2 separate regions of the Homo sapiens genome follow, and region 2 is linked to region 1. Evidence: chromatin contacts called from ENCODE Hi-C or POLR2A ChIA-PET data. All regions are on one chromosome and are shown on one strand. Each heading gives the region's core, a stretch centred on a gene start or an enhancer-like site at or near the end of the contact. The rest is flanking DNA. Distances are from core to core; before and after follow the strand shown.

Region 1 (5,180 bases), core at 1,531-4,030:
AAACTTTCTACCACGTAGGAATAGGCTGCCCGAGAATGGCTAAACAGGCAGAAAGTGAGTGGGAGGAAGGAAGAGGGGGATAGTGGAGGGGAGAGAAAGAAAGAGAGAAAAAAACCCACGTTATCTGAGTCATGGACTCAGCTGTGCTCCAAAGGAGCACCCCTTGTACTTCCCAGTTACCTGAGCCAAGAAATGCCCCCTCCTATTTTTGATGTCACGGAGTCACAGCAGTGGTTCTCCACTGGGGAGCAATTTTTGCTCCCCGCCACAACTCTCCCTGAAACACTGGACAATATCTAGACATTTTTGGTTGTTATAACCAGGGAGAGGGGTGGATGCTACTAACATCTAATGGATACCAGGCTAAGCAATCTACAGTGCACAGGACAGCCCCCACAACAAAGAATCATCCCACCCCAAATGTCAATAGTGCCATGTTTGAGAACCCCTGGGTTACAGTGACAATAGTTTCCATCACATTCTTGGAGTCCGAACTGGGTTAACCATCTAGAATTGGGGATGCTCATCTGGCCTTGTCCAAGGGAGCCTTGCTGATGGGAGGCCAAGCAGAGCGGAAGTGAGAAGACCAAGGTCCGTGTTTTCAGCTGGACACACAGGGCTCTCTAAGTTTGCTGAGAGACTGTAGCTTACCCACTCAGGCCTGGGGTACCTTCCCCCATGGAGCACCAAATAACAGGCTAGACAGTGCTGCTGGGTCTACTGTGTGGGTCACGGTAACACTAGTACTGCTGTTATTAATACCACACACTTAGGTCCTTGCAGGCCTGGTGAAAAATGACAAGTGCTTACCCTTTCATGGAGCCCCCTGGCATGCCCACCCCAGGATAGGCCAACAGATCTGCCTGACCTTAGGAAGACTCAACTCAGGGACTCACAAGGAGTTTAAAGGTGAAATCAGTCTTGAAAGCCAGTTCTTCTGGGAGCAGACTCCAGTTTCTAGGGAAACCTCGGAAACAGACCTCTTGGGCAACTCCCACACACTCCAGTCAGGAATGTGCCTCCAAGAGACTGTTGACCAGAGGCTGAGTGTTGTCTGAAACCAAGCCTGGTTCCCTCATTTGTTCACTCACTCATCAGACTGGCTGGGAGACTTCTCTATCATAGGCACTGTGCTGGGCTCTTTGGAAGACACACAGACTCCATCCTCAAGTTGCCACCACTGAAGCCCTAACCTCTGAAGTTAATGTTACAGATAAATCTCTTTTATTTGCCAGCTCCCCAGGGAAGGTGGGAGTTACAGGTGACTGAGTTTGCAAACTTGCCTGTCTCTCACAGAAGGAAGGAGACAATAAGAAATGAAGGCTGCTGAGCTGTCTGTGCACAATTGCAAGAAGGGAATTCCTTTGAATATGTTAATTAAAAGGGTAGCAAATACTACCTATTAAGTATTATGTGCTAAGGGTTTTTAAAGACTATCTTATTTAATCTTTATAAAGTAAAAAGTTGACACCATTATTCTCCCCATTTTATAGATAAGGAAACTGAGGCACAGACAGATTAAGTGATTTGCCCAAAGTCTCACCATAGTTAAGTACTAGAGCCAGGATTCAAACCCAAGGACTCTGGTTCCACCTAAAGCACTGAGCTACATGGTCCAACACAGTCTGATAGGGATTAGAGAAGTCCTGGCCCAAGTGTGAATAAGTATCCAGTTGCAAGGAGCATTGAGGTTAACCCCTAACCTATCCCCACAGGGCACAATGAAATATATACCACTGGTTTTCTCTCACACAGGTACATAACCTTCAGCCCTCTGCCATCTCCCAGTTCTCCTTCAGAAAAACATGAATCAAACACAAGGAAATGCACTTGTCCATGAGGAGCTAACTCCCTTCTGCCCATCTAGATTATCACCCCAGCTCCAAGAAGACCCAGAGCAATGTCTGAGCACAGGCTCTTCAAGGCAGTTGTCCATGACTTTGCTCAAAGTAGAGAGCCCAGGAGGATACCTCTCCCTGATTTTTCATGCCTTCCCAAGGCAAGCCTCGCTTTTAACTCATATTGACACTTTCCTCCTGTTATTCATAAGGATTAGGAGGAGGAGTGAATAAAGCCCGCATGCTTCTGGTTTGGGTGCAGATGTGAGCTGTGCGGATCGTAAGAGGAGACACAAGAAAGAGCTGGGGCATGCGCCGGCTCTGCTGAGCCTCAGCAACTGTGCCCTCCAACCCCAGCGTGCCATGGAGAGCTGGGATGATCACCTCCACCAAAATGAGCACCAGCCTCTTCTGGTCACGTCTGTGTCCTCAGCAGTAGTATATTTGCTGTCCCATAGTAGACCCCTGGGAAATATTTGTTAAATCAATTCTGTCTTTTGGGTTTAACAGATTGTCAACATCAAACACATCATGATGGAATATAAGAAAAAAATTTCAACATCAAATAAACTTATTGTAGATCATGCCATGATGAGATCTACTCTATCATTATTCCCATACTAGGCTTTGCATGTCTCTAACAACATCGACATGCACAGACATCTTTTTTCCCTGACTCTCTCCTTCTTTTACTTTTGTGTGCAGACACTGCATGTTCTCCCAATTCTGGGTAGAGCAGCACGGTCTGCCATAACTACTGGTTGGCTCTATCTTGGATGGCCCTGTGCTCTGAAGCTTCAACAGAAAAGGGCTCCCCGAGATCCTGGACCAAACGCCTCCCCTGCTCAGTCCTCTTCCTTGTCTTACCTGAGACAAAGAGCATCCACAGCAGCCCCCAGAGCCTGGTCTTCCTCATCCTTCCTGTGCACCAGCTCCAACTGCTGCTGAGGGCTCCCGGGACAGCTACAAGGCACCACAATGACCTAGAGGCTTCGGAAAGTTGCACAACAGGATATGAGGCCATTCCTGGGAGTCACTGAGTTTGGGTTCTGTTTCATCACCAGTTGCTCTGACTCCTGACATCAACACAATAATACAGAGACCAAGACTCACTTCTCAGTTAAGTTTCTTTGAACTCCAGTTTTCCTTTCTGTGGTAATAATGACAATTACCTTTCAACCTTACAAAATCTAAGGGAGAATGATACTTGAATGTAAATCAAAGTAAGGCATTCATATTAGGAAGGGGAACAGAGGGCCCTTTGCTCTCCAGAGGCCCCCTCTCCATTCACATCCAGTTTAGTGTAGTGAAGAGAGTCAGGCCCACATAGGGAGAGGCTGCGACAATCGTATCTCATCTTCAGGGTTTTTGTGAGAACATGTTGCTTCATCCTGCCCTGCTCAGCCCCGTGGGTTCTCTTGGCTTCTGGTGACCTGGGGTGCACCTCCTCTTCATCACCAGGAGGGCCACACCCTGCATTTGTCCTTCAGCATTGCCACAGACATGGCCTGGGAGCTCACGGGGGTGTAGGGACCCCAGAAACAATTTGAGAGGACACTGCCACCACCCAACAAGAACAGACTTAGATTTAAAAAGGAAACTTGGTTCAAGACGCTGAAGCAAGAAGAAAAAATCCAGCAGGTTTTGTACTAGAAGCAAGAAAAGACAGATTTGACAGTGTGAAAATCAAATCAATAATGGAGAGGATTCACTTCAGAAATATTCCCAAATGTGAAATGAATAAAGACATTTAGAAGAGCTCAGAAATTTAAGGGAGGACAAATCACAGAATTCCAATCTACAAATCAGAGATGTCCTTAAAGCATAAAATGGAATGGTGGATCACAAGCAAGATTAAAAATTTTATCTTAAAAAATATGCTTTCCAGGTCTGAGAAGAAATCTAAAATTGGAGGTTGAGAGTTCAACATGGGCAAGGAAAAAATTCACAAAGTGAGACCTAGAATAGGAAGTTTCCAGGTGAAAATTTTTAAATTTAAATAAAAAGATTCCTACTGCTAAATAAACAAAAAAATAACTTGGTTTCTTCAAAGGAATTGAAATAATCAGGACTCAGATTTCTTCTCTGAGTAACAAATACCATGAGAGAGTGGGATGAGGTATAAAGAACATTATGACCCTAATATTTTACACCCAAATTGATTGCTACTCAAGTATAGGAACAGCTAAAAGGTACTATCATGTCTGTAAATTAAAACAAACAACAACCAAAAAAATTTTCAAGGCTAACTTTAATTTTTTTTATTAAAGCTGTTCAATGCAGCAATTTATAAAATATAGAAAATAATACATAAACTTAAATCATGTTATTACACTTTATAGAGATCATTTGTAGTGGAGATTTTACTATGTTTATTTTTTGTTCTACAAATAATGTCGGAAAACAGGCTTCAAACATGCTTGAACTGAAATCTGCTGGCCCCTCCTTTTGCTGTACTCAAGCAGTCCCTAAAGAGGAAAAATAGACAGAAAGCTCTTGACATTTTCTGACTCAGAGAGGAGCCTACGTGACTTCTGTGGCGATGAGTCAAATTAATAAAGTTTATTTCAGTGAATAAATCCCCTCCTTACAACAAAATTAATATTCCACACTTAAATAATAGCTATTTCACATACTTTCTACATTTTTGTGTCTTCATATACTTTGTGTGGAGGATTAAGCTCCTGGAAGATTAAGAGGGAGCTTTGAACTAAACAGTCCAAGAAGAATTTTTAATTAGACTTGAATATCACTGGAGGCTGATTGCTCCTTCACATTTTCCTAACTACGGACAGCACCTGCATTTAAATTAGAATGAAGTAGAATGAGGTCTTTCTCCACTTGTCTGATCTATTTGTGTACTTGAGGTCAACAGTGCAAATAGTCACGTGTCACTTAATGACAGATACATTCTGAGAAATGTGTTGCTAGGTGATTTTGTGTTGCAGGAACATCATGGAGTGCACTTACACGAACTTAACATGGCACAGCCTACTGTACACCTAGGCTGTATGGTATAGCCTATTAATATTAGGAAGGGGAACAGAGGGCCCTTTGCTCTCCGGAGGCCCCCTCTCCATTCACATCCAGTTTAGACAAATACCTTTCAACCTCACAAAATCTAAGGGAGAATGATACTTGAACATAAATCAAAGTAAAGCATATTCCTAGGCTGCAAGCCTGCACAGTATGTTACAGTCCTCAATACTGTAGGCATTTGTAACACAATAGTAAGTATTTGTGTATCTAAACATAGAAGAGGCATAGTAACAATACGGTATTATGACATTATAATCTTATGGGACCTCCACCATATATGCAGTCTGTCATGGACCAAAACTT
Region 2 (5,180 bases), core at 2,466-4,965, 250 kb after region 1:
TGCAGGCCTAAGAAACTCAGGGGAAACTGAGGCTGGAGCCCAGAGAATTCAGGCTGGCGCTAGTTCTGGCTGTAGAGGAAGCCAAGTGGTCTGCAAGTTTCTGAGCCTGCAGGGAGATCACAGCTCAGAGTGGGTTTGGAGAGAGGGGCAGCTGGAGCCTGCACTGTGTGTGAAAGAAAACACAGACATACACATTCATCAGTGGACGTGCTGAACACCTGCTGGGTCCTGGGAGCCAGACGGGAAAAGCAGCCTGGTGAGAGGGATGCGGGTGAGCTCCCCAACAGACAGACCCCAGTCCCCACTCTGCCGTGGGGTCGCTGTGTGGCCTCAGACCGGTCACTTGGCTTTTCTGAAGCCCATTTTTCTCATCTATAAGGTGTGTGGTGGGTAGGGGGAGGTCATCAGGGAAAGCATCCTTGCAGGATCGATGTGAAGTTTAGAGTCAGCGTGTGCAGAGCACCTGGGGTTGAGGATGATTTTTACCATTCATGTCACTGTCCACAGGGACATTAGTCTGGAGCTTTGTCTGGGTTTTCACAAGTGGAACTCTGTGTGGAGGGGAGTCGCATGAGGGCACGCGTGTGTGCAAGTAAGCAAGTGAGTGTCCATGTGGGAGTCTGGGCAGGACTCCCATGAAGCTGCCACACATCTGAAATCAGGCTCAGCCCACAGCCTGAACAAACATCTGGGACCATAGGTCTGGCCAGCTCTGCCGTCCCCATACACCCCCACCCTCCAGTTGTGATACACCCATTCTGCCAAGGGGATAGGGATGTAAGAGGCTCCTGGAAGCCCAGGAAAGGTGCTCCTTAAGCTCCCCCACCTCTTTCAGCCCCCCTCCGGGGACTCCCTCAGAGCCATAAGTGCTCCAGGGACTGAATTGGAAGGGAGTGCCTGAGACCCCAGGTGCTCAGCTTCTTGGGAGAGAGCTCAGGGTGCAAGCTGGGTGGGCTGTATGAGAGTCCATAGGGTCCCAAAGGCAGAGGGGTTGAGTGAGTGGCAGAGAGGGTGCCTCTCCATCCACCTCTCCATTCCAGAGTGGGAGGGAGGGAGTCCTGGAGAGGGGGCTATAAAGCAGGATCTGGATTCAGTCCCTCTACCTCCCTAATAGGGCCTCTCCCTGGATCAGTAAAAAAACAAAAGCACCAGCTCTTCCTGTTGCCAGGGTTGATGTAGCCGGGTGGCCTTAGGCAAGTGACTAAACCTCTCTGACCCTTGCTGTCCTCATCAGTAAAATGGGAATAGTATTGCCTGTCGGTGTTGCGGTGCAGTGAAAAACAAAGCAGTACATGCAAAGCACAATGCCTGGCATGTGGTAGATGCTCCAAGGTGTGCACAACATCCCAGCTGACACAAAGTTTTGACTCGGGCTGTGGCGGGTATGTCTGTATGAGCATTACTTGGTAATAAGAAATAGAATGTTGACAGCGTTTTAGGTTCCAAAAATGGATATGAATGTCAAAAAGTCAAAGCAGCCAGGTAAAAATGTCGTGTAACAGCCAGGCATGGTGGCATGCACCTGTAGTCCCAGCTACTCGGAAGGCTGAGGCAGGAGAATCGCTTGAGCCCAGGAATTCGAGGCTGCAGTGCGCTATGATTTGATTGTGCCACTGCACTCCAGCCTGGGCCACATAGCAAGACCCTGTCTCTGAAAAACAAAAGCACAAAGCAAAACGAAAAGCATCATGTAACAGCTTGGCACATATAGGTATTGGTAAATTATATTTTCCTTCCTCTCTTCCTCCCTCCCTTCCTTTGGACCAAATAAATTTTATCATTCTCCAACCAAATCATTCTCACTCTTTGGGGGAAGTCAAATTCCCTCCTGACCTAACCATGATGCTTGCATCTCATCTTTATGCGTTGGGCAGGGGGGTTGCCTCCAGGGCCCACATAGGGCACTGTTGTCTCCCAGTCTTTGGGAAACCACCAGTCCAAGAACTCTCAGGAACTTGCTAACCATGCTGATTCCTGCCCCCCACCCCCCCGACCTGCTGAATCAACGCCAGGAAAGGAGCCTGGGGATCCGCATTTAATAAGCTCCCCTGTGAATCTGACACCCACTAAATTAGAAAACCGCCTCCTTAGCACTTTTTCTCTTTTGCCCTTGGCCCATATGTGCTCTTGTTTGTCAGACCGTGTTTAAAGTCCTTGTCTTGGGAAGGTGGCTGCTTCACCCCGCAGCCAGGAGATTCCTGTGGGATGCTCCCTGCAAGAACCCCGAGGTCACTGGGCAGGATTCTGCCCTGCACCTTAATCCCATGGCACCTGTATATATTCATCCCCCACAGTCTGCAGGAGTTGGGGGCTTCTGGGCCCATTTTCCATAGTGGATGCTATATTCCTCAAAGGTCAGAACCTCTGGGTCCCCCCAGCAGGTGGCCTGGGATACAACCAGGGCTCCATGTCAAACAAAGACATTGTCTCCCTGCCCTGGCACTCAAAAAGACAGGCTCAGGTGGGGGCAGGTGCCCTTCCAGCTTCCCAAGAGCCTCCCTGCACTGGGGGTTGGGGAGCAGGGCAGCCTTCTGCTGCTTCTTCCTTCCCTGGCTTGTCACCCAAAGGAGGCTCACCTTAATGTTTAGGAAAGGGTGGAGAAGGGGACACTTCTCAGACCTCTGATGACTCACCATTCCCCAAATTCCAACCCCCACACCCTTATAACTACTCCCATCACCTTAGAATGAGTGAGGGCAACCAGAACTTTACCAAGGGAGGCATCCTTGGGAGGAGGAGGCAGTGGGGTGTGTGAGGCTCTTCTGGACTCAGAGGCCTGAGTGTGAAGTTCTGGCTCCTCATCAGCCAGTTGCACAGACCATGGCAAGCCCTCCTCCAGTTCTCTCACCTGGGAAGCAGCCATTAAAAGTTGTGAGGCCTCAGAGAGACCACGGGGATGAAAGTGCTAAGTGAACATGAGGTATGGATCTTTTTTTTTCTTATTTTATAGAATTAATCCTTTTGCATCCTCCCCCAACAACAGGTGCAGGCTACCTAGGAAGACCCTGTCCAACTGCCTCCTTTCTGGGAGTCCAGCCTCAAGCTGTCTGGCTCTTAAAACAAGCCCATCTGTCTGGGAGGTTTCAGAGGCAGCTGGGAGGGGCCCCCAACCACCCCAGCCCATTCCAAATAGGTGGAGTGGGAGAACCTGGTTCTGAGGCAGCCTCTAGCCATGATGCCCACCCCGGGGATGTCAGGGGAGGCGAGGAGAGGAGGCACCAGGGGAAGAGGACTCTGGGAGCCAGATTCCGAAACTCCTATGGGCGTGAGATCAGAAACCCAAACCCTGCCCCCCACCTCCCCACCCCTTAAGCCACCGTCCGGAAAAAATAAACTATTTCCTGCAACCAGCTCCGAAACAAAGTCTGTGAATGCACAGTGACACATATTACATAAATAGAAGCCACAGAGGGGAAAAGCCTGTTTTCTCTTTCATTATTTATCACTCTCTAACCATCTCCAGCTGGGTGAGTAAACAGGCGCATTGGCCCATAATGAGGAACAGACTGCTGCCGTGGGGCTGCCGGAGGGGCGCGTGTGTGAGCATGAGAGTGTGTGGATGTTTCTGTCTGTCTGTCCCTGAGAGGGAAGCGTGGGAGCCTGAAAAGGCAGGCTTGTGGGGGCATCAGATTCCAGAGGACAAGGGGGGAGCCACCTGGTGCCCCCGCTGGAGTGGAACAGAGCCAGTCTGTTGCCTCCTTGCCATGAGGGTTGGTGCGGGAACTGGTGAGCTGGGCGGAGGAGTCAGAGGGGAGAGACTGTGTGGGTGGGAGAGGATGTGAGATGTATGAGCCAAGTGCGAGGCTGCAAATGTGCCGGGTCTCTGAGCATGACCTCCACAGGGTGGCCTCTGGGAGTGAGGCGGGGGCAGGAGGGTGTGCGAAGGGGTGTGACTGGAGGGGGTGTGTAGGGCTGTAAGACTGGGAAACTAAAGGAGTGTGTATGTGATGACCTCGCCATGTGTGTGTATGCGTGCATGTGGGGGGACCATGGGAGTGTCTGATCCTGAAAGTGTATATGGGAGTGTGTGATTTTTGTGACTATGGGATTGTGTGTTTTATATCTGTGTCACTATGGCAGTATGGCCTATGTATGTGAGATTTTATGGCTGTAGGTGGTATTTTGGGTTGAATTGTGCTCCTCCCCAAAAAAGATATATTGAAGTCCTAACCCCAGAACCTCCGAATATGATTTTATTTGGAACCAGTATCATTGCAGATGTAATCAGTTAGGATGAGTCCCTACTGGAATAGAGTGGCCCTCATGCATTATGACTAGTGTCCTTATAAGATGTCCATGTGAAGACACAGAGACAGATGGAGGCAGAGGCTGGAGTGATGCACCTCCAAACCGAAGAATACCTGGGGCTACCAGAAGCCAGCAAAGGCAAGGAAAGGCCCTTCCCCACAAGTCTCAGAAGGAACCTTGCTTTTGGACTTCTGGCCTCCAAAACTGATACAATAAATTCCTGTTGTTTTAAGCTACCCAGTGTGTGATACTTTGTTGTGGCAGTCCCAGGAAACTAATAGAGGTATGTATGAACATGTTGTGCATATGAATATGTTGTGCAAGCTTGAGAGTGCATGAAAAAATGTGAGAAGCCAGCTGGACGCGGTGGCTAACACCTGTAATCCTAGCACTTTGGGAGGCCAAGGCGGGCAGATCACCTGAGGTCAGGAGTTCGAGACTAGCCTGGCCAACATGGTGAAACCCTGTCTCTACTAAAAAAGTACAAAAATTAGCTGGGTGTGGTGGTGCATGGTTGTAATCCCAGCTACTTGGGAGGCTGAGGCAGGAGAATCACCAGAACCAGGGAGGCAGAGGTTGCAGTGAGCTGAGATCGTGCCACTGCACTCCAGCCTGGGTGACAGAGCCAGACTCCATCTCAAAAAAAAAAAGAAAAAAAAGTGAGAAACCACGAGACTGTGCATGTATGTGAGTATGAGATGGTGGTAGTGAAGATGGAGGTGACTATGGGAGTGTGAAAACGTGTGTGAGACAGGGAATGTGTGAAGTGTCTGTGTATTTGTATGTACCAGAACACACATGCTCAGTACCCACAAATCATCATCCTGGAAAGGAACTCAGCATCTGTCCTTCACATCTGATTGCCTCCACCCACCCTCCCTGACCTTGGGCAGCCCTACCTGAGGCAAGGTAAGCCTGGAGGAGGGCTGCCC

The links. Hi-C counts contacts between places; a loop is a spot of excess contacts on that map. ChIA-PET counts read pairs that join two places held with the same protein, here RNA polymerase II (POLR2A). Pooled maps may share reads with other maps.
Region 2: a loop to region 1 is called in a pooled map, with 2.9 times the contacts of the local background. The contact joins the enhancer-like site here to the promoter of TREM1 in region 1. A Hi-C loop is called at or near these places in 8 of 50 pooled maps. POLR2A ChIA-PET finds 5 or more read pairs at or near these places in 2 of 52 experiments (GM10248 and OCI-LY7).

What each region holds. Positions count from the first base shown.
Region 1 is chr6:41,283,902-41,289,081 of GRCh38, forward strand. TREM1 (triggering receptor expressed on myeloid cells 1) reads right to left here and starts at 2,781. Exons shown (of 4, transcript NM_018643.5): 1 at 2,706-2,781. The coding sequence starts at 2,754. RefSeq lists a silencer at 4,766-4,855.
Region 2 is chr6:41,528,581-41,533,760 of GRCh38, forward strand. All of the region lies in intron 1 of FOXP4-AS1 (FOXP4 antisense RNA 1), which reads right to left. Among named protein-coding and RNA genes, the nearest start is that of FOXP4, 15 kb to the right of the region's middle. RefSeq lists enhancers at 3,072-3,642, 3,397-3,756, 3,643-4,211. Within about 2 kb of position 3,716, at least 6 of the 41 ENCODE cell types and tissues checked have a DNase peak (open chromatin) inside an H3K27ac peak, as active enhancers do.